Regions from separate parts of the Homo sapiens genome. Here region 1 is linked to region 2. The links are chromatin loops, found by intact Hi-C in ENCODE. Cell type or tissue: B cell. All regions are shown on one strand. Links, peaks and the distances in the headings refer to the core of each region. The heading gives the core; the rest is flanking DNA. Region 1 has its middle 120 kb from the start of SPP2. Region 2 holds the start of LOC105373933 (a long non-coding RNA gene).

Evidence for each region. A loop is a pair of places that touch in the nucleus more often than their neighbours do. Peaks named below come from ENCODE experiments on the same cell type or tissue, not always from the same donor. Only the 100,000 strongest peaks of a DNase experiment are listed, where the experiment ranks them.
Region 1: a loop joins it to region 2, with 11 times the contacts of the local background. A loop is called at or near these places in 1 of 110 quality-filtered maps.

What each region holds. Positions count from the first base shown.
Region 1 is chr2:234,158,095-234,174,427 of GRCh38, forward strand. No RefSeq gene overlaps it. Among named protein-coding and RNA genes, the nearest start is that of SPP2, 120 kb to the left of the region's middle. RefSeq lists enhancers at 5,395-6,594, 6,090-6,590, 10,519-11,018, 13,212-13,714. In B cell, for the core only: no CTCF peak of the experiment used is centred there; DNase peaks (open chromatin) are centred at 6,627 and 8,647; H3K4me3 peaks cover 1,422 bases; H3K27ac peaks cover 1,882 bases; H3K27me3 peaks cover 822 bases.
Region 2 is chr2:234,300,567-234,316,899 of GRCh38, forward strand. LOC105373933 (a long non-coding RNA gene) reads right to left here and starts at 1,308. Exons shown (of 4, transcript XR_007088124.1): 1 at 1,030-1,308. RefSeq lists an enhancer at 8,477-8,616. In B cell, for the core only: no CTCF peak of the experiment used is centred there; DNase peaks (open chromatin) are centred at 6,985, 7,258 and 8,455; H3K27me3 peaks cover 2,927 bases.

The DNA.
Region 1 (16,333 bases), core at 3,141-11,140, 140 kb before region 2:
CCTCAGACTCTTCAGTTTCAAAATGAGGGGGCTGGACCAAGTCATCCCTGAAGGCCCCTCCATGACTGACAGTCTAGGGGCTGTTTTCCCTGTTAAATTGGAAAGTGTCCTATGAGGTGCTTGGATGGTATGAATGGAAGTGGAGATCTCAGAAATATGGGGGTAGGAGGAACTCAGGGGAACCACAGGCTGTGTGATTCCCCTGAGTTCATCTAACCCTATAGGAGGAACGGGAGGAATGAATGGAGGAAATGCAGATACTTGGGACAAAGGTGAAAGGAGAGAGAGAGAGAGAGAGAGAGAGAGAGACAGGACCAAATTTAGAAAATTTCATTTCTTCCACAATTTAATCTATGGTTGACCTAAATTTTATTGTTCGTGTCTTTGATTGCAAGTACATTAAAAATGATAATTATATAGGCAATTAAAGCCTGAAATTAACCAAAAAAAAGAAAGGTACACATTAATGATAGGTCTTTAGATTATACCAAGTCTTCCTGCATTTCCAGTCCTGATTGTTTTCAGATTGTAACCAATTGTCAGAGAGGTAGAGGATCAGACAAACTTCTAATGCAGGTGTCAGAGGAAACAAAGACCAATCCCAAAGTGAGAACAAAGCTTCACTACACAGGAAAAGTAAGTCAAGGCACACACACGTGCCTCAGTTTATAAGAGTTGGATGATCCTATCTTGTTGGTTTGCCTTTGTGAATTCTTTGCATATCGAAGAATTCCCATGGTTTGCACAATGAGAGGATGTGTGGTCAAGTAATAGATTTATCAGCAAACCCACCCCACTAAACAAGAAGGTTTCAAACTTAGTCAGTGTTGTTGATTTATTTACTGTGGGGCTGCTTCACTAAAAGGTAAGCTACCGGCAGTCAGGGACTTGGTCTGGTTGGTTCCCTGCTGTGTTCTCTGGGTCTGAACAGAGCCTGGTTCAATAAACATTTGTGAATGATGAGCCCCAGGGTTTGCCTGAAAAGAGGACTTCCTGCTGAAGATGGATGACTCACAAAGTAATTAGGACAAAAAATTATTTCAAGTTCTTGTTCTACATCCCAAGGATGATGAAAACCCCGCCCCGCAAAGCATGGCTGAAATAGAATATCCTAACAGCCTTAGTGAGCCTTACTGAGTGGGGGCCTGAACCAAATTTATTTAAGAATATAAAGATGTGTGTTACAGTTACCCATAGCTGCAGAACAGACCACTCCAAATGTAGTGGGGTGATGATGTTTTAAAAGGTTCACCTACAGGGAAGGAAGGGTGGAAGCAAGAGGAACAGCTCAGAGGCTTTTATTGCAATACTCCAGGCCAGAGGTGGGGTGGCTTGGATCAGGGTGGTGGTGGTGAAAATGGGATAAACAGTTGGAACTCAGACATGTTTGGATATCTTTTGAGGGTGTAGCCAATGGGATTTGCTGGTGCATGAGATGTGGAATACGAGAAAAAGAAGACTCAGAGATGATTCAAACTCTTTAGCCTGAGCAATTAGAAAGATGAAGTTGCCATTTATTAAAATCGGGAAAGCCATCAAGGGGAATAAACTGAGGTGGGGGAACATTAGAGTCTGGCTTTGGACATGTTAAACTTAAGAGGTCGTGTTGATCAATTTTTGCATTGCTATAAAGAAATACCTGAGGCTGGATAATGTATAAAGAAAAGAGGTCTAATTGTCTCATGGTTATGCAGGCTATATTATAGGAAGCATGGTGCCAGCATCTGCTTGGTTTCTGATGAGGTCTCAGGGAGTTTTTACTCATGGCAGAATGCGAAGCAGGAGGAGCATATCATATGGTGGGAGTGGGGGGAACAGTGCCACACTCTTTTATTTTTTATTTTATTATTATTTTTTGAGATGGCGTCTCGCCCTGTCGCCCAGGCTGGAGTGCAGTGGTGCAGTCTCCGCTCACTGCAAGCTCCGCCTCCCGGGTTCACACCATTCTCCTGCCTCAGCCTCCCGAATAGCTGGGACTACAGGTGCCCACCACCACACCTGGCTAATTTTTTGTATTTTTAGTAGAGACGGAGTTTCACCGTGTTACCCAGGATGGTCTCAATCTCCTGACCTTGTGATCTGCCCACCTCAGCCTCCCAAAGTGCTGGGATTACAAGCATAAGCCACCATGCCCGGCCTATTTTTTATTTTTGAGATGGAGTCTTGCTCTGTTGCCCAGGCTGGAGTGCAGTGGCATGATCTTGGCTCACTGCAAGCTCCACCTCCTGGGTTCAAGCAATTCTCATGCCTCAGTCTCCAGAGTAGCTGGGATTACAGGGGCCTGCCACCACACCCAGCTAATTTTTGTATTTTTAGTAGAGACTGTGTTTCACCATGTTGGCCAGGCAGGTTTCGAACTCCTGACCTCAGGTGGTCCACCTGCCTTGGCCTCCCAAAGTGCTGGGATTACAGGCATGAGCCAATGCGTCCAAACTCATAGAGTGAGAACTCACTCATTACCTCAAGGAGAGGACCAAGCCATTCATGAGAGATCCATTCCCATGATTTAAATGCCTCCAGGCCCCCTCCAACATTGGAGATCACATTTCAAAGTGATATTTGAGGGCGCAAATATCCAAGCCATATCAGATGTTAACTACACGTCTGAATGAAAGCGTTGAGTAGGCAGTTGGATAGGGGACTGGAGTTAAAGGAAGAGGAACAGTTTAGAATTACAGATTAGGGAGCTGTCAGCACAGAGGATGCCTCAAGCCATGAGGCTGAATGACATCTCTAGGCAGTGAATGTGGATAGAGAGGAGAGGGGACTCAGCTGTTCCAAAATGAAGAGGTTGGGGATTTGAACGGAACCATTGAGGTGACCGAGGAAGTGCTCTACTGAGGCAGGAGGGAACTGGGAGCAGCCTGGCGTCTGGAGGATGAGGGCAGAAAGTGCACCAGGAAGGAGGAAGTGATTACTAGGTCAAAAACTGCTGGCAGATTAGGGAAGATGGCTAAGGGATGGATTGTTGGTTTTAGCAATATGAGGGTCCCTGGTGACCTCAAGAGAGCAGCTCCACAGAGAGGATGGGGGTAAAAGCCTAAATGGAGAGGGTTCCAGAAAGAAGGGGAAACCTTGAATGAAGACAATTATTTGAGGAAATATGTTACAAACAGAAGTGGCAAAATGGGTTAGTTGCTGGAGGAGAATGTGGGTCAAAGGAGTTTTTATGAATACGGAGGACACGATAGCGTGTTTTTGTGCAGATGGGAGTAATCTCATAGACAGAGAAAAGTGGATGATGCAGCACGCAAAGGGGAGAGAATCCCCGAGTGTCGTTGAGTAGCCTGAGTGGGGACAAGGCCCAGAGCAGAAGTGGAGGCACTGGCCTGGAAGAGTGCAAGCCCCCTGGAGGCAGAGGGTGGGGACCACCCTAGCACTGAGCCCAGCACCTGATGCACCAAAATATTGTCTGAACAAATACAATACAGCAATCATAATGATAGCCGCTGTTATGGAGCACTCACTGAACATTAGGTGCTGTCGTAGGCACTCTGCTGGGGTGAACTTGTCCAGCTCGCACAAGGCCCTATGTGGCGGGAATGACAGGTATTCTCTTTCCACAGATGGGGTGCTGAGGTGGCCCAGTTTCTTGCCAAATGCAGAGAGCTAGGAAGAGGCAGATCAGTATTCAAAGCCAGGCACCCGGAACATTTCTAAGTTAGGCTATTTGCCTTGGAGTTCCAAAATGTGGTCGGAAAGTCCTCTGTTAAAGAGTGTAAATACAATTCCCATAGAATAAATATCTTAAAATAAATATGAAGGACCACTCTCATCCCCCCTGACTGGAGTGAAAACCACTCAGCTTGAGACAGGGTGCCAGGGTGTCGGTAACCCCCTGGGGACCCCCTCCTCCCTCAGCCTGTGCTCCTCCTGCTGTTTCGTTCCCCAGAGCCTGAAGCCTCTCCAAGGTGTTTGTCTATGACTTGTCATTAGTAATATTATTAATGCCTTGGACTCATCGGTTTCCTAAGATGATTGATTTGGAGAAAGCTGCTATTGTGAATGATTCAGAACACTTAGTGACTGAGCACGTTTGCTGATGAAAGGTGTGGCCCCATTTACTGTGTGCCGTGCTGATGACTGCACTCTGTTCACTGGGTTCATTGGCTGAATGACTGAGATGGGCCCTGTTATCAGCCTCACTTTACAGACAAGAAAACCGAGTGTCAGGAGGTTAAGTTACTAGTTCAAGACTGTACACCACTAAGTGAATTGAACTCGGTTCTTGCTGACTCCAAATCCCATTCTCGGTCTTGTCTCTTGTTGTGACAGGGATGGCGCCCCCACTCTGATCACACTACTGAGAGCCACCAGGTGTTCTCTGGAGCCCCATGAATGTCTTGACAAATGACCTGAGTGTGTGTAGTAAAAGCTAACTCCTGCCACTGCATATTCTAGATACTGTGCCATTGTTTCCTTGAGAGAAACGAATTGAACTCATCCAGTATCTAGAGTTTTCAAACTCTCCTTAGAGGAAAAAGCACATTGCCCTCCCAGTCCCTAGTCTGCCCTCCCAGTCCCTAGTCTGGTGAGTAACCAATGCACTCACATCTATGAGGAAGCGACCCGGTCCTGCCCCTCCCACCAATGTGCTGCCGGAGCCCTCCACAACAAACAGGTCTGGAGAGCCACTGAGTGAGGAGGCCACAACAGAGCCCTGATGAACCATCTAGGAGCACATTGCTGAAGGCCCTACCATCCCTTTTACGTATTTTATCTTATGCACACACAGATTTACTCTTCAATTACAATGTCAATGTTGTGATTTATTCATGCTGCAATTTCAGGCCCCAGGACAAGCATTAGGTGAGTTGTCTTTGGGTAGGAGTCTCTCTTCAGACTGCTCAAAATACTCTAGATTTATGTCTCTACTATTCAGAATGAGCTTGACTTCAACCTTTCTACATCACCAGTTGTAGACAGGAACATGTTTACAGTTGCACAGTGAGACAGCCCGAGGGGTTGAAGAATTTCTGCAAACCTGCAAGGCAGGGTGGCTCATACCAGATTCCAGGGTCATAAGCAGGCAAAGGGAGAAATCAGATATCTGGATCAGGCTACCATTCCAGAGTGTACCAAAAAAGATGGTGTGTGTGTGTGTGTGTGTGTGTGTGTGTATGTGTGTGGTGTGTGTATGTTGTGTGTGTGTATATGGATGTTGTGTGCGTCTGGGTGTTGTGTGGATGGGCATGTGCACACATATATGTCTGCTTGTCGGGGGAGAGAGTTAAAGCAGATATGTAAACCTGGCTCAATGTGAAGCAGACAGGCAGTCCAGAGAGGTAGAACATAATACATGTCCAGCCAGGTGGTCCTGGAAGCCCGGGAACAGATGGGGGTAAACAGCTGAGCTCCAGAGGACTGGCTACACCTGTCCAGGTGAGGGCCATGATGGCCAGGCTCATGGGACGACTGAAAAGTGGACAGTAATTTGGAGATCAACATCATAGGAGTAACTCCAGATTGAGTATTGCTGGAGGGAAACTGAAGACCCGGGGAGGGAGACATGAAGTCAAGCTTTCTCTGTCTCTTTCCCAGTGAGGATTAGAGTAAAATACAATTACATGCAATATCGTCTATCTTATCTGATCCTCTTTGGATCTGAGCTGTAATTTTCCCCCTGAAACCTTCTATGCATTATGGGTTTGGCATTTCCATTTATCTTCCAGTAACTATTTACATTTGCATCTGTTCATCTCTAAATAGTTTCTCTTTCTTTTTCCCTGACATCTTAAGCTTTTTGTCTCTCAAATGACAACCGCACACACAAAAGAAATGCCTGACTCTGCACTCACATTTGGCTTTATTATGAATTCTGCTCCGTAGACAAATTTATGAATCCCAGGGTTCTCCCTCGAACTCATCTCATTAGGATTAGAGGCAGAAATGTTCGTATCTTTCGCATAAATAATGCATGCCACAATGGCTAGCTGCTGCTTGATGGAGCCCATTTCTTCTCCTATTTCATTTACAACAAAGGATCACAGTGATTACCTTACCTGGAGACCCACTCGGGAGCCCTGGAGCCTCAGGAATAAGGGGGAGAAGACTGAAGGAGACTAGCCCGGGCAACACCAAATCCAACTGGAAGCCACGGAGGCAAAGGCTTCGGTCTCGTGGGCACCGGTCCCACCTAGGGATGAACTCAGCTGTGAGCCAGACCTGGGTCACCAATGCCAAGACACTGAGGCTCTCTATATGGTGACCTTCTTATGACCTTGGCCGTGTCCTGGGGGAGGATTTGTGAGTTTCTCCATGTAGGTGACTAAATCACAAAAGAGACAAGGCACCTTGAAGGCCTACTGGGGCTTTGATTACTTGAGGGAAAGACCACCCCTTGCAGGCCTTGGGCAAAACCTTTAGCTTCTGAAACACACAGCAGGGGCAGTTGTCCCATCAGAGCAGCCCAGTGGTGCAGCGCAAAGAAAGGCTTGATTTTGAATACTGGCTCTGCCACTATGAGCAAGTCATGTAGCCCTTCAGAGTCTTTGCCTCCTCATCTGTCAACTGGGCTAACGGCACTCAGCTGAGAGTCTGGTACTGGGGTAAACGAGCCGCTGCGCCGTGACTGCACCGTGAGGGCACTGGGGTGATGGCTGGCACGTGGTTTCCTGCTTCCTCTGAGGCCAGTGCCAGGTCTCAAGGGATGGCTGTCAGGCACAGATTGAATATAAGGGGGAGGAAGAAAGTTCAGTTCCCCTTTGAGATTTATCTCACCTCTTTTTTCAGCTGTTTTGCTCTTGTGACTACTCTTGGGGTCCGCTGAACTGGAACCTAAAAGCCAGGAGCTGAGAAAAGCCTGGGGGCGAGGCTTTAAAATCGCATTGCCAACTCTGCACTGATGGATAAAAGTAGGTGACTCAGAGGTCCATGGAGATCATGGGCGAGCAGCCGAGGGTCCATGGAGATCATAGGGAAGCAGCCAAGGCTGCATCCATCCCTCGGGTTCCCTTTCTTTTTTTTTTCCTTTTTGTTGTTTTTAGGGGTACATGTGCAGGTTTGTTATATGGGTAAATTTCGTGTAGCAGGAGCTTGGTGTACAGATTATTTCATTACCCAGGTGATAAGCGTAGTACCCAACAGGCAGTTGATCAGTCCTCACCCTCCGCCCACCCTCCACCCTCCAGTAGGCCCCGGTGTCTGTTGTTCTCTTCTCTGTGTTCACATGTACTCAGTACTTAGCTTGCACTTATAAGTGAGAACATGTGGCATTTGCTTTTCTGTTCCTGTGTTAGATTTCAGCTTCCATTGCTCACAGTGTCCCGCCCACCCCCCACCCCCCAAGCCCCCCCTCCCCATCCCCACTTGTCTTCCCCTCCAGGAGGCACCATCACCGGCCCTGTTTCTGTGGATGCCCCAGGGCTGGATGGGGACACCCAGGCCCTCCCCTTTCCTGTGCCTGTTATTCCGGTTCTCAGCCTCGCTCAGCCTTCCTTGTAGCAAGCCACTAGCTCTTCTCCTTGCTTCCATACTTGCCTCCAATCAACCCAACCCCCTTGCTCGGCCTAGTCAGTAAATATCTGAGAAAAATATTTCCGAGCAGCCATGGATTGAAAGGCAAAGAAAACATTGAAAGGCTCACATTCTGCAGCTGTGGGAGACCACATTGAACATTCCACCCATTCTCTCTCAGATAGATGCAAGGCCCATAACTTATTCTGGTCTAGTTATTCAATTTGTGGTTCTACCAGAGTAATTCCATTTCCCATGCTCTCAGAAATATTTTAGAACAAGAACAAAAATAACCTTATGTATGTGCACACATACACGCCACCCACAAGACAAACTGGATGTGTATAGAAGATTGCTCGACTTGGCTCTGGAACACTTTTAGATGGTATCACTTTATTACACAGTGATGGGGGTCCCACATGTGTTTCTAGGTAGCATCTGGTTTACTAATAAGAGTTTGAGCTGTTTAGGGAAAGAATCGGGACATGAAGGAGTTGGAGATATTTATGTCTAGAAAGAAAAGACTTGTTCATGTGCACCCTGGGTGTGCAGGGTGCAATGGGAACTGGAGGTGTGGTGAATAAAGACCATGACTCTTTGAAAAAAACTGGAAGAGCTGCCATGTGGCAGGCACACAGACTGACTTTACCATAGAGACAGGTTGTGAGTGATGGGAAGGCAGATTTTTGTTAAATATAGAGAACAATGTTCTAATAACTATTGCTATTAAGAAACAGAATGGATTACTTTACGAGGCATGGAGTCTTCTGTTCCTAAAAGTGTTTAAGCTGAGACTAGAATTCTGCTTTGGTTATCTGTTGCTGTCCAAAAAAATTAACCCTAAACTTACTGACTTAAACAAAGCCTTTTTAATTTATTTTCTCATGATTCTGCAATCTGGGCAGGGCTCGGCAGGGGCAGTTCATATGGCATCATCTGGGTGGCTTGAGTGGGGCTGAGGGATCCACTTCAAAGATGGCCTCACTCATAGCTGGCAGGTTAGTGCTGATTGCATCTAGAAATTCAGCTGGGGCTGTGGGCTGGAGGCCTCAGTTTTCCTCCATGTGGCCTCTGCACATAGTTAGGCTGGCTTCTCAGAGCATCATGGTCACAGGTAGTTCTTATGCTGTGTCTACCTTCATCCAGACAGAAGAGAAGTTGCTAGGCCTGATTGACGTTTAAGCCCAGAACTGGCGTAGCTTCACTTCTGCAACATTCTGTTGGTTGAAGCAGGGTCACTGGGCCAGAGCAAATTCAAAGTGAGAGAACCACATAAAACGTGAATACATCATTGGAGTCCACCAAAGTTATGCTTTATCACAATGCCCAACTAGCTTTATAATACAGAACATTCATTTTCTGGGTAGAAGGTTGAAATGAGTGATCATTGATGCTTCTTGGAACTCTAAAACTCTCTGGTTAAATTTCTTTTCAACCTCCAGTGCCTAGTACAATCACAGGCACATCATGATCATTAAAACAGTACTTATTGATTGATTGATTTCACACATTTTATATTTTCAAGCTGAGACAGGGCCTCAGTCAATATCTCACAGGAACATAGCTCTCTGCAAAATAGAATGCCATTTCAAGCCAACAAATGATTACTCTTCATGCTGTAGATACAAACTTGGTCCAAAGTAATTCGTTTTGCAAATGCTGTTTTTAGACACACACGCACAAATCACTCTGGTTTATAAAATCCATGGCACAATGTAAGGAAGGATGGGAAGGTATATGCTGTTACATTACATGTATACTTTGCTACCTGAATTGGTTTTTTTTAAAGGTAAAATTTCTGTTTATTATCAATGTAAAACACACTCACTATGGCAAATGTATATGAAAATGAGCACACAAAAAAGAAAAAGAATCACTTATAATGACTTATAGGTAACTACTCCAAACTTTTTATGCATATTTTAATATAGATTAACCTAATAGGTTTATATTATTATTTCATTTAACTTCACCGTAACTTATTTTCTATGATACTAAAAAATTCTATATTGAAATAATATATTTTGTGTCAAAATATTTAATAATATTAAAATCCTTACACTTTTTTTTTTCAAGATGGAGTCTTGCTCTGTCATCCAGGCTGGAGTACAGTCACGCAATTTCAGGTCACCCCAACCTCCGCCTCCCGGGTTCAAGCAATTCTCCTGTCTCAACCTCCCGAGTAGCTGGGATTACAGGCACACACCACTACGCCTGGCTATTTTTTGTATTTTTAGTAGAGACGGGATTTCACCATGTTGACCAGGCTGGTCTCAAACTCCTGACCTCATGATCCACCCGCCTTGGCTTCCCTAAGTGCTGGGATTACAGGTTTGAGCCACCATGCCTGGCCACAAATGCTTTTTAATTATTGCAAAATATATATAATTCTGCCATATGGAGATACCATAATTTACTTATTGTGCTTATCTTAGGTTTAAAATTGTTTAAAAATTGTTAACACTAAATATCATCATATTATACATTTTTCTGCATAAAGACTTATTTAGAAATATGAAGGGGTGGGTTGCCCCTCCACACCTGTGGGTGTTTCTCGTTAGGTGGAATGAGAGACTTGGAAAAGAAAAAGACGCAGAGACAAAGTATAGAGAAAGAAATAAGGGGGCCCAGGGGACCAGCATTCAGCATATGGAGGATCCCACCGGCCTCTGAGTTCCCTTAGTATTTATTGATCATTCTTGGGTGTTTCTCGGAGAGGGGGATGTGGCAGGGTCATAGGATAATAGTGGAGAGAAGGTCAGCAAATAAACACATGAACAAAGGTCTCTGCATCATGAACAAGGTAAAGAATTAAGTGCTGTGCTTTAGATATGCATACACATAAATATCTCAATGCCTTAAAGAGCAGTATTGCTGCTCGCATGTTCCACCTCCAGCCCTAAGGAGGTTTTTCCCTATCTCAGCAGATGGAACATACAGTTGGGATTTATACCGAGACATTCCATTGCCCAGGGACGGGCAGGAGACAGATGCCTTCCTCTTGTCTCAACTGCAAAGAGGCATTCCTTCCTCTTATACGAATCCTCCTCAGTACAGACCCTTTACAGGTGTGGGGCTGGGGGACGGTCAGGTCTTTCCCTTCCCACGAGGCCATATTTCAGACTATCACATGGGGAGAAACCTTGGACAATACCTGGCTTTCCTAGGCAAAAGTCCCTGCGGCCTTCCGCAGTGTTTGTGTCCCTGGGTACTTGAGATTAGGGAGTGGTGATGACTCTTAACAAGCATGCTGCCTTCAAGCATTTGTTTAACAAAGCACACCCTGCACAGCCCTTAATCCATTTAACCCTGAGTTGACACAGCACATGTTTTCAGGGAGCATAGGGTTGGGGGTAAGGTTATAGATTAACAGCATCTCAAGGCAGAATAATTTCTCTTAGTACAGAGCAAAATGGAGTCTCTTATGTCTACTTCTTTCTACACAGACACAGTAACAATCTGATCTCTCTTTCTTTTCCCCGCAGAAATATATTTTAAAATACACTTCAAAGAGATGTATTAACATTACATATTTTATTCCGTAAACATTTATTGAACACCTACTATGTCTAGACACATTGATAGGCTAATAAAAAACACCTATATATTGATTGTTCACTTACTATGCATCAGGTACTATATTAAAGGATCTACAATTAGTTTGCTAAGGCTTTTGTAACAAATTCCACAAACATGGTGGTGAGACAGACATTGTCTCACAGCTCTGGAGGCTGGAAGTAGGGCTGTGCTCCTTCTGAGGACTCTAAGAAAATACGCTTCCTGGCCTCTTTCCAGCTTCTGGTAGTTGCCAGCAATTCTTGACATTCTTTCACTTGGTCCTAAGTAATAGCTACTTATGATAGGGTCATTCCACTCTGTGTCTCTGTTACCATATAGCCATCTTCCCTCTGTGTGCCTCTGTGTCCTAATTTCCCTCTTCTTACCCTAATCCAATGTGACCTCATCTTAACTTGATTACAGCTGCAAATATCTTATTTCCGAATAAGGTCACCTTCACAGATTTCAGGTGCACATGCATTTTTGGAGGACAGTATTCATTCTAGGCAGCATTCCATGAATAATATTTTCTGATCCTCACAATTACTCTCTTGGGGTAAGTATGTTGATCATCCTGGGGCTTAGAGAAGCCAATTATCTTTTCTAGGGTCATACAACCAGGAAACTGTGGGGCAGGTGTTCAAAGCCAGAAGCTCCAGCTCCAAGGTCCCACTTGCAAACACCAGCTCTACTGCTAGAGGGGCTGTTTGTATCAGAGGCCAACAGGTTAGAAAAACCAACAAAAGTGATTTGCTTGCCCAGTCAAGGGGATCATGAATCCCCAGCCCTGTGGGTTACAATGAGCTCACTTTTCGTTTTTCTCTGTCATGAAAGTGGAAACCTTGGAAAAGCTGAAGAATGAAGAGGGGAGGATTGAACAGGGACCCTTGGAACTGTAGGTAGTAAGGCCAGGGAAGCCCTGCCAGGTGTTCAGAACTAGCTGCAGCCACAGTAGGAAGCCAGCCATGGGACACTGAGGTGTTCTGGGGCTGGAAGGGCTGTGGGATGGTTCCAAGCTGTGCCAATGCTAGAGGCAGCAGAAGTGGAGCTTACAGCCAATGAGGTGCTCCTTTCCTAATGAATATTTGCGTCTCTCCTCCCATCCCATGAGAACACGTGGACTGCCTTAAAAATAGCATCAGTCAAGCCCCTCTTAGCTTAATTTCCACGTTCACAACCTGAATGTGCAGTTCTAAACTTGGAACTGACAAAAGGCGGCCGAAAGATTGCTTTTCAGAAAATAATGAGCTTAATGGGCCCTTTGACAAATGGTAGAGATTTTCATTTTCTACTGTCCCTTTGTTTGAACTATTTTCTGTTTTTTTTTTTTTTTTTTTTTTTGAAACGGAGTCTCGGTCTGTCGCCCAGGCTAGAGGGGCAGTGGCGCGATCTCGGCTCACTGCAAGCTCCCCCTCCCGGGTTCACGCCATTCTCCTGCCTCAGCCTCCCAAGTACCTGGGACTACAGGCACCCGCCACCACGCCTGGCTAACTTTTTTTTGTTGTTGTATTTTTTAGTAGAGACGGGGTTTCACCGTGTTAGCCAGGATGGTCTCCATCTCCTGACCTGGTGATCTGCCCTCCTCGGCCTCCCAAAGTGCTGGGATTACAGGCGTGAGCCACCGTGCCTGGCTAATTTTTTGGTATTTTTAGTAGAGACAGGGTTTCACCGTGTTAGCCAGGATGGTCTCCATCTCCTGACCTGGTGATCCGCCCGCCTCGGCCTCCGGAAGTGCTGGGATTACAGGCGTGAGCCACGCGCCCAGCCTTTTTTTTTTTTTTTTTTTTTTAGGTGACATGTACATCTTTGTTTCCAACAACTGGATGTGGGTTGAAAGGAAAGCCTCTGTGAAATGAGTTTCCTGTGAAAATGAGACCTCGACCGTGCAAAGTGAAATCGTAGTAGGGAGGCTTCTGCTTTAAAGACTCAAATTGTGGAAAGGTGGTCCTCCCACTGCGCTGTTCTCAGAAAGGCGGGCAGTCGCCTGGAGGAGTGGAGAGAAGGGAGGTCGCCATCTTAAAGGGGATAGGGCTGAGTTGTCCTGGGCTCCTTCTGCCGTCCCTTGCGGTGGCGCCACAAGACCTTTGGAAGCTGGCTTCCTTGCCATCTGCTGTTTCTCACCTTAGATACTCGTTTGTGCCGTGTCTATCTTGTCTGGTTCCACTTTCAGCAAGAAAAAGAAAACTCCCTTTCAGTAGAACACTATAGGCTTTTCGGTTAAAATAGCGAAGGGAGCATATGCCTCTAACATGCCTCCCCCATCCCAATGTCAAATCCAGAAAGTAACCCAAAAGAGAAGAACATACGTGAGCGCTGGAGACCCGGGAGGGTGCATTTCAACAGCACGCCAGGAACTTCAAGGGAGTTTTGCAAAATGTTTCATGTAAGGGAAATTAGAGGGAGAGAAAGGAATGGGGACATGTTGAGGTGTGTGTGTCCCCCTCTACCTGGGGAGGCAATCGCAACCTCCATCTGTACCTTGTGGTCCATGCTACAGAGATAAGAGGCAAGGTCACGTTCTCTGCTCAGGGCTTCATGGCTGTGCCGAGGAAGGCTGGGTCACCGGACACTTCTCCAGCCGTTGTGGGGCCCCTGGTTAGCAGCCAGGGGTAGCGGCGCCCACAGCCTTACGGTGCCCCTGCCTGTCCTTGGAGATGTTGTGATGTGGGCCCCCGATGACATGCCAGGGAGGAGGAGCCACTCTCCCTCCCAGTAAGGGTCCTGGATCCGGCAGCAGGAGCAGGGGGTCCACGGAGGCCCTCATCCCAGCGTCTCCAGGTACAGGCAGGGGCGCGCTGACACTGTGGGCTCTGCCACCACCGGCTGCTAACCAGAGGCTCCACGGCCGCTAGAGAAGTGGCCAGTGACCCAGCCTGCCTCAGTACAGCTATGAAGTCTTTTGCAGAGAATGCAACTTCTGACCTGCCAAAGTGAAAAGCATGGTAAATCTGGGTTGAGACACTTTCAGCAGGATCCTACACAATCTCGCCCCGTCTCTTACAGAAGCCACCTTCACCGCCGGTGCTCCCTGGATACAGATCAGAACCCCTCTGCATGCTAAGCAAGCTAAGAAAAGCAACAGGACATCTGAAAAGCCCCGTGATGATGGCTCTGGGAGAAACTGGGCTAGGAACTCAGAGCAAATACCATCCGTATCATAACTCCCTAATTCCTGGGCGTGACATAGGCTTATTCCGGGAAGCAGGAAGAGAGCTTTGGAGTGCTCTCAATCTGTTTTCAATGGATACTGTATCTGTGAGTAGAGAATGACACGAGAGCAGAAAAAAAGGGTCTTCTGTTAAAAAGTACAACTAGTGAATTAAAAGAAGAAAAGTCAGCGGAGGCAGAGAAGGTTAGATGAGATGCCCTGAAATTCTCAGAGGAAAAGTCTGCCGAGATTAATGAAGAAAGCAAAACTGAAGAGATAAACAAGTGACAGGCATGTAGAGATAATAAGTGACAAGAAGAACAAATTTAGGAGATTCAGTATATCCATTATCAGAATGTAAACGGCAGCAAAGCTCAGAGCAGGCGTAGAAGGGTTTTCCGGTAATAGATGACATTTTATTCTCTCATACTTTAAAAATCTGTTCCATAAATGCAGTTCTGAATCACCTTGCATGTGTAAAGCTCCATATTTGGACTTTCTCTCCTGTTTTCTTAATTAGCCTTGCTAAAGAGTGACTACATTCAGAGTTTCCTAAGGATATCCATTTTTAAGTATCACCTGGAGTGTTGGCTAAGAATACGGATTTCAGGGCCTCTCCCCAAATGTTCTGGATTTTAATTTGGGGTGGTAGGAAGACCTGGAACTTTAATTTTACCAAGCATCTGAGGTTGTCTTATGATACTCTCAGTTTGGGAAACTTGCATATCATCATTGCCTTTTTGAATAATTAATTTGGATGTATTTAACAATTTTATTTAATTTTTGTAATTAATAATTTCTGATTTTGTCATCGTTATTTTTTCCTTCGGGATTTTGCTATTTTTTCTTTTTCCTCCTTTTTTAAATCTGAAGAGAAATCCTTGGCTTATTGATATTTTTCTCTCTTTTTTGCCACATAATAAAAGCTTTTAAAATAGAATTTTCATCTGGGGATAGCTTTGTTCAAATTCTACGGTTTTGTATAAGCAAAATTTCCATGGATATTGTTTTCTAAATAGGTTGTAACTACAAGATAATTCCTTTCATTAATCAAAGCATCACTTAAAAATTTTTTCACCTGGTTTTTGTTTTACTTCTAAAATTTTGTTTAAAATGCCGGTGCCGGTAAAGGCCTTAAGTGCTAGAACCAATTAGAAATTAGAATAAAAACTATGGTCCAGGCGTGGTGGCTCATGCCTGTAATCCCAGCACTTTGGGAGGCCAAGGGGAGTGGATCACCTGAGGTCAGGAGTTCAAGACCAGCCTGGCCAACATGGTGAAACCCCATCTCTACTAAAAATACAAAAATTAGCTGGGCATGGTAGTGCATGCCTATAATCCCAGCTACTCAGGGGGCTTAGGCAGGAGAATCACTTGAACCCATGAGGTGGAGGTTGCAGTGAGCCGAGATCACGCCACTACCCTCCAGCCTAGGCGATAGAATGAGACTCTGTCTCAAAAAATACATACATATAAAACATAAAATTTAAAAAAAGAAGAAAAACCTTGGTCAACCTTGACATCTAAACAAAACTATAAAGTTATTAGTATGGATGTATAAATTTGGAGATAAAATAGATTGCTAAATAGAGAAAAACGGAATCAAATTTTAGAATACATCAATGTAGAACAGGATTTCTCAAACACGACACTATCGACAATTTGGACTGGATGATTCTGGGCATGGTGTGTGGGGGAGGATGGTTCCGGGCATCATAGAACACTTAGCAGCAGCTGTGGTCTCCACCAAGAGATGCTAGTGTCATGCCCTCCATTACATCCCATGTTGTGACAACCAAAACTGTTTCCTGGGAGTCCAAATTGCCTTGAGTAAAAACCAGTGATTTAGAAAGAGGGAGGTCTATCCTTGCTCAAAGATGAATTTGGAAACTTGCAAATCTTAAATCTATCTTTGTCCCTTTCAGAATCTTTTTTCCAGCACTGGTTGGCTCCATGGGCTTTGGAGGGGAGTGTGAAGTAGGAAGGAGGTTGTACTGAAACGTACACAGTAATGTGCTCTAATCGATGCATTGATTCTCTTTCTTTTCAGTCCAGAGGAACTCACAAACCTCTCCATTCTTGGCAACAGTTTCTGAAACCAACATTATTAAATTACCAAAAAAAAAAAAAAAAAAAAAGAAGCTGGAACAATTCCTGCCAGAGAGCCCTTAA
Region 2 (16,333 bases), core at 4,324-12,323:
TGCTTTAAAACCTGAAAGCCCCGTGCAAGCAAAGCAGAAGTGCAGCAGTTTTAATGTGCTGTGGCCAGAGATGCTAAACTCACATCACCAAGATGTGGAGATGCGGAGAAAAGGGAAGGTCTGGAGGCTGCGTCCCTTGCAGAAGGACAGGACCCAGCTGTCAAGGCAATTAGGCTAAAGGACTGCACCTCCTCACTTCTGCCGGAGAGAAAGGACCAAGCTGTCCACCGGATGCTGGCATCAGGCTCTGGTTCCCAGCAAATGTCACAGCAAGAAAATGGGGGTATTTTGATTTTGGACTTTGGCAACCCCCCTCCTGAGAGCATAGTGCCTTAACATCTACTTCTGCGTCAGCCCTCTGCTTAGGGGTCCTGCTTCTGGTTCTCTCTTTGCTTCTGCTCCATTCGGCACACCCCTACACCCATCTGCCCACCCCCTCAGATGTATGCATGCACACACTCACACGTACACATGCACTAAGTCAGACAGTCACCATGGGAAAACCCATAGACATGTACATGCACATACTTACACACACATGGTCACACACCGGCAGACACACTCAGATGCATGCACATACTTACACATAGTCACACACCTGCAGACACATGCATACACATACACGTATACACACTCATATAAACATAAACACACACCCTCAAACACAAAGACACTCGTGCTCACATAGGCACACATGTACTCAAATGGATACACTTGCACACAACTTCTTGGCAGAAATTCCAGCTCACAATGTCCTGCCAGCCATACGGGTGGATTTTCTTTCCAATTCTTCTTTGACCCTCCCTCTGTTTTCCTTTGAAGTCAGGTAATTATAGTTCTTAAGAAGTAAAAATTGCCAAACAGCCATAGCAACAGAGGCCTGGCAAGGAAGGACAGCTCCAGCTCTCAGCAGGGCCCAGCCGGGGCCTCCGTGCTGACACAATATTTTGGGTTTAGATCATAAACCCCTCATGTGCCTTCGTTTTCTTTCCTTACACTCCTTTTCCCTCAAAAGCACCTTTTCTTTACCTGCCAGATTCTTTGATTGTCTTTGTGGTGCTGAAAGCCGAGTGAGTCCCACTTCCCGTGGCTGCACAGACGCCGTGGGCTCAGAAGCCCTGCAGGCTGGTAGCCAGACTCCCTTCCCCAGGCACGAACTCAGCACATCTCCTGCACAGCCGCCTTCTGTCGGGGGTGACATCTCTGCCCCCTAGGTTTCCCACAGCGTCTGGATGCAGTCCACAGCTCCGGTGGCACCAGTTTGGGTCCTGGCTTTTAACCTCCCTCTTGCTGGAAGGGGTCAGAGGGGACAGAAGTTATCCTCAGTGCTCTAGCTGAATCCTACTTCACTTGGAAAGAGAAATTTAAACAATTGCGGGTGGTTTTATACAAAATGTTTCTTTATAAACACAAGAATGGGCTGGGTGCCACGGCTCACGCCTGTAATCCCAGCACTTTGGGAGGCTGAGGCAAACAGATCACTTGAGGTCAGGAGTTCAAGACCAGCTTGGACCACGTGGCAAAACCCCACCTCCACTAAAAATACAAACATTAGCCAGGCGTGGTGGTGGGTGCCTGTAAGCCCAGCTACTTGGGAGGCTGAGGCAGGAGAACTGCCTGAACCTGGGACTCAGGGTTTGCAATGAGCTGAGACTGTACCACCGCATTCCAGTCTGGGTGACACAGCAAGACTCCATCTCAAAAAACAAAACAACAAACCACAGGCAAGAGTGAAGTCAGGGAAGCACCCATGTCCTTAGGCAAGTCTAGCACAGGTTTGCAAGAGTAGTAAATTGGGTGTCCCTATGAAGCCAATCCTTGCAGGGACCAAGCGCCCCAGAGGCTGGTTTCTCTAATGCCTGTGATTTGGGGGGCCTGGTACATTATTGTGCATTTTGCAGAGGCAGCTATCACGTGATGAGGAGGTGGCACTAGGGAGAGGTGCACACACCAGGGACCAAGTCTTTCCTTCCAGGGACTCATCCAGGCTGTGCATGACTGACCTGCCTCCCACTGTCATATGGCTTTGGTACAAAGCCACTCACAAACAAACCTCCCTTGCCTCCCTGGCACCTCTTCCCTCTCATTTCAGAGCCCCTGAATCCCTACTCAGTAAGACAGCTGGTCTAGTTTAACGCTCACTATTTCAAATCTTATTCCATCCAAGCACCCCAGGACTGAGCGGGGCCAGTGTGTGCTGGGATCTGGCCCCCACCCCCCCTGGCTCCTTCATGCAGGCACCAGGCTGGCTGGTGGAGGTGAATGCACCCAGAGCCTCCAAGCCCTCTTCCAGCAGATCCTATCACTAGGCACCACTGCTCTGTCCTCACCCTCATCATGGGCACGGCTGCTTGTAACCTGGGAATAAACCACCTAAACATCTCCTTATTAAAAATCCTAAAATTCCCTAGCTTGAAACTCACGACTCCCAATTAACCTAGTCTAGTAATGGGTGCCTCCCAGATGTCTATTTTAAGAGTGATCTCTGGGGCCCGAACCAGACAGGCAGGTGAGGTGCCCAGAACACAGAATCTAAAGATATTGTATCAACGTCAGTATCCTGACCATGCTATTGTACTGTAGCGTTGCTAGAGTTTCATTGGGGGAACTGAGTAACAGGTGCATAGGGTCTCACTGTATTTCTTAGAACTTTTTATGAATCTACAATGACCTCAAAAAAGTTTAATAAAAATTAAAAAGCAGCCATAGGCACAAAGTGTTGCTTTGCATATTGTGGTAAGCCTGCATTGCATTTATCTTTCTGTTTTGGATTTTCTTTATCTCATCTCCTTAGATGAGTGATCTTGCGTTTTCCCAAGTTGTGACCTGGGGTTCCCTGAGGAGGTTGATTCTAGTAATTGCCCACTGGTTATGCCTGCTCCAAACACAGGTAACAGGCACCCTAATGTGGTTTTCTGTTCAAAGTCTCCCTAGCTCCCCTCTATCAGGTATGGAGTCTGAAAAGCTTTTCTGGGTCATTTGTTCCTTCAGCAAACATGGACTGAGCACTGATGTGTGGTCACTCATGGTGTTAAACCTTCAGGGCTGGATGGCTGGCTTTTTTTTTTTTTTTTTGACAGAGTCTTGCTCTGTCGCCCAGGCTGGAGTGCAGTGGCGCAATCTTGGCTCACTGCAAGCTCCGCCTCCCAGGTTAACACCATTCTCCTGCCTCAGCCTCCTGAGTAGCTGGGACTACAGGGGCCAGCCACCACGCCCGGCTAATTTTTTGTATTTTTAGTAGAGATGGGGTTTCACTGTGTTAGCCAGGACGTTCTTGATCTCCTGACCTCATGATCCGCCTGCCTCGGCCTCCCAAAGTGCTGAGATTACAGGTGTGAGCCACCGTGCCGGGCCAACGGCTGGCTTTTTAATACTTACCTTATAGCCATTTTTAAACTGAGAAGCTTAAACTGAACATATAATCAAATTTTGTGTTAAAGAAGTGAGATTTTAGCAGCATTTTTGAGTTTTGAAGTCCAAAACCATCTCAAGGCATAGGAGCCCTAGCCTCAACTGAAGTTGAATTTTTGTAGGGATTGTTAATTGCCATTTGTACCTAATCCTGTATGTGTGTGTGTGTGTATGTGTATATATATATATATGAAATATGATCTGTCACTATGTGACACAAGTTGCATATTTGGGACTGCAGTAAGGGCTTGGTGGGCTGGGGGAATAGTGTGGATTTTTTTTTTTTTTTTTTGAGATGAAGTCTTGCTCTTGTCGCCCAGAGTGGAGTGCAGTGACGCGATCTCGGCTCACTGCAACCTCCACCTCCCAGGTTCAAGCGATTCTCCTGCCTCAGCCTCCTGAGTAGCTGGGATTACAGGGGTCTGCCACCATGCCCGGATAATTTTTGTACTTTTAGTAGAGATGGGGTTTTGCCAATAGTATGGATATTTAATGACTACTTGTTTTTTAATTAATGAACACTTAGCCTTTCTATGTGCATAATGGTGTAAAGGTTAGATGGGTAGGCGTTTGACAAACAGATGCTTGCCATTCAGTTACAGACTGGGGAAATAGCTCAGTATTTGGGATTGAAACTGTAAAGACTGGATAGGTTTTAGTCATCACTCTCTTTTGTCTGGTGGGGATTTAATAAATACTTTCAAGCTTCTGGTTTGGGAATTTAGAGAGTTTTGATTTTGGATTTGTAAATAGTTGATTGCTAAATTTGGTCAGATTTCTCCCGACTGGCTGTTCCTCAATTCTTAGGATATGTCCCAGTAAAATTGCACTTTGTGAATTAATTGTTATATGCGTAATTGTTGCATTTTGGATATACCTAATTTGATAATTTTTTTAAAATTCCATTTAAGGTATCTATTTGCAGGTCAGAAAGTAAGAAAATGTAATTGTGTAATCCTCTGAAATGTAAAAAAAAAAAAAAAACAAAACAAACAAAAAACCTTCGGGGCTGGAATACAAAGGCATGAATCATGAACCCTCTGCTCAAGGAGTCAGGGCAGATGGGAGCTAAACAGGCATTCAGAAGGCTTATTATCTTGTTAACACTCGGTGACAACTCCTACCATAGAGGTAAGCACATGGTGGCCTGCCTGGAAGGCGACCCAGGCTGATTCTTTAAGGAAAGGGTAAACAGTATTTGCCCTGCCTCTGCTGAATCAGCTTCACATTCCTGCTCCCCAGCAGGCATGTTCGACACAATGGCGAGTCCCTCCCTTCCCCAGTGCCACACATGGGATGAACCAGTGTCACTTAGCATTAAATATTGCATAACTGATGTGCTCTGTTTTGGGATTAGACATATTCTGTGCCAGAAATAATACAACTGAGAATAATTGCTAAAAGGGACCAAGATAAGAACCTACACTTAGGAAAGAACTAGAGAGAGCTAGGAAATACTAGGAATGTCACAAAACACAAAAGGGTTTTGATTTTGATTATCTTGTCCCATTACTCAGAGGGGCAATCCTTGCAGTGTTTCCATATCCCTCTACACAGTTTCCAACCTGTGCCCACCAAATTAAAGCAACAACAAAAACCCTCCAAATTTCTTAAATCCATGCTGCATTCTTGTGTCTGACTACAATACTGGTAGAGATGGGAAGGGTTTCTTGGTGCATTTAAGGAAAACTTTGTTTCAGACACCCCATATACCACCAAAGCCATCACTGCTAGGCTGGTGATGGTTTAGATCTCTAGATCAGTGGTTCTCAAACTTGAACATTCCTTAGTATCCCCTGGAGGGCTTGTGAAAACATAGACTGTTGGGCACACTATCCCCAGAATTTCTGATTTGGTAGCTGTGGGGTGGAGGCCAGGTAAACAGGTGATGCTGATGTGGATGCCCTGGGGACACTCTTTGAGAACCACTGCCATAGGCAATTTCTAAGGGCATGGGTGATCCGCCTTTTACAATCTCTCTGATGCCTCATGCAGTCAGGACAGACATGTGGATGTGAAAAGGATAGGGGCCAGCAGGATTCCTAAATGCACTCATTAACACATGGTGCATTCCTTACTATGATGTTCCTGCCTCAGTCAGTCGCTGTTAGGAATTTTACTAACCACGAGAAGAGCCAGAGGACAGGAAAAAGAATCTAAGCTGGTCATCAGGTGACCAAGGTTTTGGTCAGGACTCGTCTACTTGCTTGGTGGTTGATTTCAGGGAAGTAACCTACATTATCTGTTACTGTTTGGTCTTCTCAGTGGAAAGTTCTCTCATCACATTAGGCTCTTAATATGACAAAAAGAAACTTAGGAAAGCAGTTTTTAAAAAGCAAAGTTTATTCTTGTTTTGTTTCTGTTTGGCTGCTTATCATACAGCAGAACAGACTACTGAAAACTGGACATTCAAAGCCTGAATTTCAAGACCTCACACTTGACACTTCCATGAAAGCAGGCAAAAGACTCAGGTGCAGGCAAGGAAAGGGGCTTCCACTGGTAGACAAGACCTTCATGCTTAGCCTTTGGTAACAAATGTCCAACAAGGAATGGCAGGTGATTTGGATGGTGGTAGGAGCGTAACAAAGAGGAATCTCAGAGCAGGGCATGTGTAAAGTTCCAGGCAGGGAGCAGCAGTGCTATTTCTCAGGACTCAGCAAGTCCTAGCTTGCAGGAGTGGTTTCAGGACAGGAGTCTCATCCCCGGATATTATGAGCCCCTCCTACCCATTTCAAATCACCTCCTAGGCTGGGTGCCAGATATTAACTAGACGGCTTCCACGAAGCAAGCTTGGATCAATGCTGGGTTTGCACCAAAGAAGGAATCCTTTAATCCCTCCCCTTCTTTTTTAGAGACAGGGTCTCACTACATTGCCCAGGCTGGTCTTGAACTCCTGGCCTTAAGTGATCCTCCCACCTCAGCCTTCTGAGTAGCTGGCATTACAGGTGTGAGTCGTTGCACCCAGCTGAATCCCCTCTGACTGAGAAAAGAACTGGCGCCAAGCTGAGCCTGAACTTGCTAATGGTATGAGTCAAGGAGTGTGCCCAATTAAGTTAATGGGCTCATCCATTGCCATGTGGACTATACAGTACCTGCTACCCCAAAGAGGCAGAGTCTGTTTTCCCACCTTGGGGGTGGCCTTGATCGTGAGACTTGCTTCGTCTAATAGAATGAGATAACAGTGACCGAGCACTACTAGTTTTGAACCTAGGTCTCGAGAGACCTTAATGCTTTTTTTTTTTTTTTTTTTTTTTTTTTTTTTTCTGTTTTGATCTTCTGCCATGGCCATGAGAAGGACATGCCCAGACTAGGTCACTGGTCCTGTGAGGAGGATGAGAGCTGTGTGGGGCAGAGCTGCCTCAGCTAAATTCTACCAGCCAAGCCCAGGCTAGAGCAGTGACCCCAGATGATCCCCCAAATGCACGAATGAACCCAGCTGAGGTCAGTCAAGTTCAGTACAGCTCAGCAGCCAACCCTCAGCTGATCCACTGACACATAAGCCACAATAATAAGTGCTCATTGTCTTAAGGTACTGAGTTTGGGATAATTTGTTACACAGCAAGAGGTAACTGATACAAGTGGCTACTATGTTAAGCTTGGGGATACCAACATGAATTAACACTAAATATCCACCTGCAAGTAACTTACAATGTAATGAGGAAGCAACAGTTACAATAAGGTAAGTGATATATGCTACTAGAGTTAGGGTTAGAGTTAGAGAACTTGAGAGGAACTTAACGGGTGCTATAAAAAAGGAACTCAATAGGTGCCATTCGGGTTCAGAGAAACAAGGCACAAACTCTGCCTTGGAGGTTAGCAAAGCCTGAGAATGAGAGTCTTGTCTACCAGTGGAGGCTCCCTTTCATTGCCTGCTTCTCAGGCAGAAAGGAAGTTTTCTCCAAAATAACACATGTGCCAAGCAAGGTGTGGACAAATAACCAGACAGCTCTGAGCATGCCCTGCATCGAACACTAGACCAATTGCTTATGGTTGGAAACAATTGAGATCAGACCCAAGGTTTGACTCACATAGGAACAAGTTAACTTCCTGGGATCCAGGGCAACAGAATCCACCTTCACCTCCAGTGGGCCATCTTGCGAAGGAAAGCTGTTGGACTCTAAAGGTGCAGTGGGGTCGGTCCATATCCATGGCCAATCCTGAGTGAGGGCCTTGCTGATGTGGAGAACCCCAGCTTAGTCACTGAGCAGGCATCTCCTTGTCCAAATACCAAGGACAGACACCGCAGGCCACCGACCACTGTAACAGCAAAATAAATTTGTTCCAGGGAAAATGCTAAACATGTGACTGATTTTTTTCCTGTAGTTCTTAAAAAAAAAAAATTCCCTGTGCATCTTGATGATGCATCATTTGTAAGATGCTTTGTTTGCCTACAGTGGTGTCTGGTGGAGGACTAGGGATGGACACTCTAATTCAGAAAGTAAAGAAAAGTAATTGACAGCTTTCCTTCTGTAATTTTGTTTGAGTTCATAAAATAGAGAATTGCTGTAAGCCTAAAAGCAACTGATGGCTGACACCAAAATCGAAACATGGATATGCTCAGCCTGACATCTTAGGAAGCCGCCAACGATACTGTGTGCAAGCCCATCACCCAGCATCTCCCTGGGTATCCCAGGCTTCTTAACCAGAGGAACTTGCACAGAGAAACCAAATTGTGGATGGTTACAGCCATGTGAGTAGGGCTGATCTATCTTTACCTGACAACTGCACATGCAAGGTTAGCCCTTGTTCTGAAGAGCAGATTCTTCTCTGAAATCTGATGCTCTTTGTCTGGACTTTTCAGAAGGAGAGAGAGCATAATGCTTAATTTTATAAGTGACTGATTTGAACTGTGTAACGTCTAGAGATATTTCTCAGAGGTTTACTATCGGTCACAAAAAATATAACATGACTCAGAGAAGAACTGATTTCCCTTTTTTGAAAAGTAGAGAAGCCACAGGGCAAACAAATGAGGCAGCTTCCCCTGGCTCATGCGGAAAGATTGACGTCAATCTCCAAGTAGCTGAGACAGCTCACGCTTGCTTGGGCTCATGAGGAAGAAGTGGAAATCTCTGTGCCACAAAACCCAAAGGCATAATGTCAAAACCCCATCTGTAAGCAGGAGAGAGCTTCAAGGCTGGATGGGCCATGGTCTGATTACAGAGCCAGTTTCACAAAAGACATGGGGTTTACAGCATCACAGGGAGAAAGAGGAGATCGTCAGTTAAATGAAAGAGAACAGTGGATAAAATGACTCTTTTAAGTGTGCTGCCTTTCAGTTCACTGGCTCACAATTTAATGGCAAATAACCAGAAAAATGCCACAAGTCGTCCTTGCTATGAAGTCTCCAAACTCTAGCTAGGTTTAATGGTGCAACATCTGCATATTTGTATTAGTCTGTTTTCATGCTGCTGATAAAGATATACCTGAGAGTGAGCAATTTACAAAAGAAAGAGGTTTAATTGGACTTATAGTTCCACATGGGTGGGGAGGCCTCACAATCATGGCGGAAGGCAAGGAAAAGCAAGTCACGTCTTACGTGGATGGCAGCAGGCAAAGAAAGAGAATTTGTGCAGGGAAACTCCCATTTTTAAAACCATCAGATCTCATGAGACTCATTCACCATCATGAGAACAGCTCAGGAAAGACCGCCCCCCACCCCCATAGTTCGATCACCTCCCCTTATGGGAATTGTGGGAGTTACAGTCAAGATGAGATTTGGGTGGGGACACAGCCAAACCATATAAATATTCCAGCTGCCACTTTGCAGAGTAAATGGTGAGAAGTGATTGGAATCTGGATATAGAGTGCAGGTCAAGCTGACAAATTTTGTATATGGTTTACATGTAGAGCATGAGAGAAAAGAGAAGGCAAGGATTACACCAAGGCCATGACCTGAACAGCTCTTGCCTCGGTGCCTCCAGGTGTGTGGGATGTGTTTGCTTTCTGCTTCTACCTTTCTGGTGCTACTATCAACTTTTTGTCCAGGAACCCCTTGTCTATGGAGTTGTGCCTTCCAGTGGTGTAGACCATCTGCTTCTTCTTCCCAAACCAGGAAACCGAAATGCCACAAAACAGCGCATGCCCTTACTGCGTGTGAAGTCCTTCGGCATTTTATCTTCTCTTCCATTAGTTGTATTTTTTAAAAAGTTTCTCAAAATCCACTACACAGATTCTCTATCCTCTATCGAGTCATGACCCACAATTTTGAAAATCACTCTTTCAGACAACACTGTATGAGAATATTTTTCCTGCTTGAAGCCAAGGGAGAAATAACACTGCTTCTATCCCCAGGCACACTCTAAAGGACACTGGAGAAAGGGGACAGAACCAGCAGCAGGTGCCCACACGTCAGGAAACACTCATCCGCTGAAACAGCTGAGCTTGCCTGGAGATTTGCAAGCAATATATCCAGGAACAACTCCTGGGCTTTTCTCCTGCTGAGCTCCCAGGATCACTCCCTTAGACTCAAATTGTCACCCCCAACTCGCTGTGGTGGCTGCATGGTCCAGATGGCGCTGCACCAACCACTCCTCTGGGGCTGGGACTCTAGGAAGCAAGTGACACACCTTCTTAAGACTAACCCGCAGGTCGGCTTTCTTATTTTTTTTTAAGCAATAATCTCTATGGAGACACCAACAGAGGGTAACAGTAATCATCAACAGAGAGAAGGCTTCGGAACACACAACACTTTCAGAATATGACAGTTTATAATGTCTTGGCCCATATCTACTGTGAAGCAGCAACATCAGTCTTCCAGCCTCTGACCATCACTCTCCTTTGTGAAGGCCCAGCAAGGAGCCCTTTCTAGTCCATGTTGATCAGCCACCTGCCTTGAGGAACTCGATTTAGGCTGTTTTATAACCATTGATTTGTGTTCATTAACTTAAACCTCGTCTCTTTTTAATGGGTTCTTCTATTAGTCTTAATAGTTTTTAATTTGTAATTAAAGTTTCCTAGAGTCACAAATTAAATATCATATCACAGGCAAATATAGATCATTTTGTCTTCTTGACTTAAAAAGTTATACCTTGTATTGCTGTTTCTGGACTTATTTCATTGCCCCGAACTTTTAGAGCTACATTAGACAATAGGAAATGGCAGGTATTTCGGAATTTATTGGAAATGCTTTCAACTTTTCTTTTCTTTCTTTCTTTTTGAGATGGAGTTTCACTCTTGTTGCCCAGGCTGGAGTGCAATGGTGTGACCTTGGCTCACTGCAACCTCTGCCTCCTGGGTTCAAGCAATTCTCCTGCCTCAGCCTCCCAAGTAGCTGGGATTACAGGTACACACCACCACACCCAGCTAATTTTGTATTTTTAGTAGAGACGGGGTTTCTACATGTTGGTCAGGCTGGTCTCGAACTCCCGACCTTAGGTGATCCACCCGCCTCAGCCTCCTAAAGTGCTGGGATTACAGGCAAGAGCCACCATGCCCAGCCGCTTTCAACTTTTCTCTCTTAAAGTATAATATTGTCTCGTTGGTATAAGATGTCATCCTATAATATCTAGTTAAGAGGGTTTTTAAAAATAACAATGATAGTTAAGCTTTATTAAATACTTCTTCAGCATCTATTTTTTTTTATTTTGTATTTTAAAGTATGCATTAATAGATTTCCTACCATTATATTAATATTACTCTGTCTTCTTGGAATAAGCCTTCAATGACATACTGAAATATTGTAACATATCTATGAATTTATTTTCAAGTGTTTTATTTAGGATGTCTGCAATTTTATTAATAACATGCTGTCTTTGCCAAAGTTGCTGATATTAAAAAAATAGATTATTTACATTAAAAATGATATTATAATTTTCTTTGTTATCTGGAAGAGTTTATAAAATATGGAAAGTCTCTTTTCCTCGAAAGCTTTAATGAATTTCCCAGTGAAATCTTCTGCCATGATTGTGAGGCCTCCCCAGCCATGCGGAACTATAAGTCCAATTAAACCTCTTTCTTTTGTAAATTGCCCAGTCTCAGGTATGTCTTTATCAGCAGCAAGAAAACAGACAAATACAAATATGCAGATGTTGCACCATTAAACCTAGCTAGAGTTCGGAGACTTCATAGCAAAAATGACTTGTGGCATTTTTCTGATCCCCTCCCTTCTCCAGGCTAATTTTTGTAGTTTTAGTAGAGACAGGATTTCGCCATGTTGGCCAGGGTGGTCTTGAACTCCTGACCTCAGGTGATCTGCCTGCCTCGGCCTCCCAATGTGCTGGGATCATGCACGCAGCCTAATTTCTGATTTTCATGTATAATTTTTCTCAATGAGCTTTACCAAGATATCTCTGACCAACTCTCAGATAGCCAGCTTTGGGGTTTATTTATCAATTCTCCTTTATTCCCTATATGTTTTTTGTCTTTAAAAATAAATAGTTGAAAATTTTCTGGTTATAAATTATGTAGAAAAATTAGGAGTACTCAGACAAAAAAACCTGCAGACTCCCTCAATGCTCTCCTCCTTAATCCTGATCTCCTCCCTTCTCCCCGGGTCAGGGATTTGAGAAGAAAGTAATGCTTAAGTTTTATATTTTATGGTTTGATTTTTGTTTTGTAATTTTTTACATTGTTATAAATGTATCCAAGTTTTTACTTGCAACAACAATTTTTATTTAATACATGGGCAAGAAAAAATATCTTCTTATTGATAGTTTATAGTTTGTGGGTGTATTGTCATGCCTGGTCTCATGTAGTTTAGTATCCTTATCTTTTTAATTTCTGATTTTCTTTTTCTTTCTTTTTTTTCTTTTCGTGACCGAGACTCGCTCTGTCGCCCAGGCTGGAGTGCAATGGAGCAATCTCAACTCACTGCAACCTCCGCCTCCCAGGTTCAAGCAATTCTCCTGCCTCACCCTTCTGAGTAGCTGGGGTTACAGGTGCCCACCATCATGCCCGGCTAATTTTTGTATTTTTAGTAGAGACAGGGTTTCGCCATGTTGGCCAGGGTGGTCTTGAACTTCTGACCTCAGGTGATCTGCCTGCCTCGGCCTCCCAAAGTGCTGGGATTATAGGCATGAGCCTCTGCACCCAGCCTAATTTCTGATTTTCATGTGTGATATTTCTCAATGAGCTTTGCCAAAATATCTTTGACCAACTCTCAGATAACCAGCTTTGGGGTTTATTTATCAATTTTCCTTTATTCCCTACATGTTTTTTGTCCTTAAAAATAAATAGTTGAAAATTTTCTTGTTATAAATTATGTAGAAAAATTAGGAGTACTCAGACAAAACAAAACAAAACAAAAAAAACACAAAAAAATAACGGAGAATCCCTCAATGCTGTCCTCCTCAATCCTGATCCCCTCCCTTCTCCCTGGGCCATCCTAGGCAGGAGGCTGGGGTTCCTCAAAGGTTCTAGATGATTCCATTGGAATCTTTGGGCTTTGTGGCACCTTCCCACTGAGGGGGATCCTTCCTTTCTCCCACCAGCGACCTTCCTTTTCCTTGTTACACTGACATTTAGGCTGTTTTTATAAATCAAGCCTTGTTATATTTTGTAGCCACTGATTTGTGTTCATTTTCTCAAACCCAGCCTCTTTAATGGATTCTTCTGCTGTGGAAGTGCCTGCACCTTGCATCTTAGGGGTGAGGAGCCACTACATTGAGGTGGAGACTGGGCAGGATTCCTCCCATGGCATTTCTATTTCCGGAGGCTGCTGAGGTGACTTGCTCAGGCCCGGCTCCAGGCCAACCTGTTAGACTGAAGAAGGGTAGAGCCCTGCCCTTTTCTCTTTCTTTTCACCAGTGGGATGTTGGGGCACCCTGTGGATCCCCACCCTCTGCCTCTGTCTATGGGACATGCAAACAACCACATTCCCCTTTGTTTTGCTATGGTTGAACATTTGCTTGCTAGGGTTTTACCAGTCTCTTCTCCCCAAAACCTCATTGTTTCGTTTTGCTCCTTAAAGCACTCACCACATGACGTTATCTGGTGATTTGCAAAAATATTGCCTGGGTTTTGACTGAATTGTGTTTTCTTTTGGTGGTGTATAAAATTGTCATCTATAAATGCTACATAATGACTTTACAAGTTACTACTTGCCTCATGTGTGTCTACATGGTCTCGTGTGGATTACTTGTGACCTGTTACTAGCTTCCACCATGAGTGTGATTCCATAATGTATTTTGTGTTTTCACTTGAAGTTCATTGTACCATATTGCCTGGTACATGGAAGTTCATTACTTATAAATATTAAGATTTCTGGGGTCAGATTGCTTGAATCTAAATCCTGAGTCCACCACTTACTAACAAAACCTGATTTAATTCAATATTCATTAAATATTTGTTGTGTGCCTATCATGTGACATGTGTTGTTCCAGGTACTGAGACTAGAGCAATGAACAGAACATACAAGTTCCCTAGTTCATGGAGCTTACCCTGGTAGGAAGGGATTGAACCAGATGGTGATGAATGCTGTAGAGGAATAGCAAGGAGAATAAGGAGGCAAAGAGTATGTGTACTGCAGCTTTATACAGGGTGGTCAGGGGATAGCTGAGCAAAGGTCTGAAGGAAGTGAAATTGTCAAGCCATATTCCTATAGCTTAGGAAGAGGTCTGGCGCCAAAAGGAGCATCAAATACGAAGTCACACTTCCTAAAATCAATAGGAAAACATAGAAGGGGAAATCAGAAGATTAACATGATCAGATTTGCATTTAATTTATTTATTTTAAATGGACACTTAATAATTGTACATACTCATGGGGTACAGTGTGATGTTTTAGTATATCTATTGTGTAATGATTAAATCTGGCTACAGGTTGAGTATCCCTTATCCAAAATGCTTAGAACCAGAAGTGTTTCTGATTTCAATTTTGTTTTTTAATTTTGGAACATTTTAATTTACATAATGAGATATCTTGGGGGTGGAATCCAAGTCTAACAAGTCTAAACACAAACTTCATTTATGTTTTATAAACACCTTATACACATAACCTGAAGATAATGAAATACAATATTTTTATTAATTTTGTGTATGAAACAAAGTTTGTGTTGAACACTTATGTGTGGAATTTTTCACTTGTGGTATCATGTCAGCACTCAAAACGTTTTGGATTTTGAAGTATTTCACACTTAGATTTTTTATTTTATTTTATTTTATTTTATTTTATTTCTTGAGTCAGAATCTTGCTCTGTTGCCCAGGTTGTAGTGCAGTGGCACAGTCATGGCTCACTGCAGTCTCAACCTCCTGGGCTCAAGTGATCCTCCCACCTCAGCTTTCCAAGTAGCTGGGACCATAGGCACGTGCCACCATGCCCAGCTAATTTTTTATATTTTGTAGAGACAAGGTTTTGTTATGATGCCCGGGCTGATCTTGTACTCCTGGGCTCAAGCAATCTGCTTGCCTCCACCTCCCAAAGTGCTGGGATTACAGGCATGAGCCACCACACCTGGCCTAGATTTCAAATTTTTGGATTAGAAATGCTCAATCTGTATTTGGCATATTTATCACCTCATACATTTATGATATCTTCATGGTGAGAACACTCAGAATCTTCTCTTCTAGCTATTTTAAAATATGCAATATAATATTGTTAACCAGTCACCCTAATGTGCTATGGAACACCAGAACTTTTTCCTCCTGTCTGTCACCTTGTACCCACTGATGAGTCTCTCTCCATCCCCCATCTTCCCCACCCTCCCCAGCCTCTAGTAACCACTCTCTATTTTATGCTTCTATGAGAGCAGTATTTTTAGATTTCTCATATGCGTGAGAGCATGCAGTATTTAGCTCTCTGAGCCTGACTTATTTCACTTAACATCCTCCGGGTTCATCCATGTTGCCCCAAATGACAAGATTTCACTAGTTTTATGGTTGAATAGTATTATTTTATTGTGTGTGTGTATATATATATATATATATATATATATATATATATATATATAACATTTTCTTTCTGTTGATGAAACATAGGTTGATTCCATATCTTGGCTACATGAATAGTGCTGCAATAAACACGAAAGTGCAGACATCTCTTTGACATACTGATTTTATTTCCTTTGGATATGTATCTTGTAGTGCGATTGTGAGATAGGATTTGTATTTATTTAAAAGATCGAATTGTATGTTATGCTGAGATAAATGGGAAGATCCATTTATAAGTCAAATCAACTGAAAGACAATCGTAATCTTGGTGAGAGATGAACCAGGGTAGTGCCTGAGGATGAAGAAATGCAGGCATGTTGGAGATATGTCCCAGAGAGAGACTTGACCAGGTATTTCCTTTTATGGAGGGCAGAATCCTAAAGAAAAGGAAACCGAGGGCCGGACGCGGTGGCTCACGCCTATAATACCAGCACTTTGGGAGGCCGAGGCAGGCGGATCACGAGGTCAGGAGATCGAGACCATCCTGGCTAACACAGTGAAACCCCGTCTCTACTAAAAATACAAAAAATTAGCCGGGCGTGGTGGTGGGCACCTGTAGTCCCAGCTACTCGGGAGGCAGAGGCAGGAGAATGGTGTGAACCTGGGAGGTGGAGCTTGCAGTGAGCCGAGATCGTGCCACTGCACTCCAGCCTGGGCGACAGAGCGAGACTCCATCTCAAAAAAAAAAAAAAAAAAAAGGGAAAGGAAACCGAAAAGGTGATTCCCCACCCCCACTTCCGTTTTCTGGCTTGAGGAATTAGGTAGACAGAGATACCATCACAAAGGGACACTAGGAAAATGATATAGAACCCAGGTGGTTGCCAAAGGACTCTTAGGTCCCAGGCCTGGGGAGGTGACTTCTTTCTAATGGCATGTCAATATGACGAGGGAGATGTGATCAGGCATGTTGACATGTTCCTTGACTCCCACAAACTCAGAATGGGAGCAGAACCAATTCTGTAGTACAGGGTGCTAGTGGTCCCAGTTACAGGGAATCAGGGATAGCAGAGGCAAAACCAAAGCCAGGCCTGCGCACAGTGGCTCACGCCTGTAACCC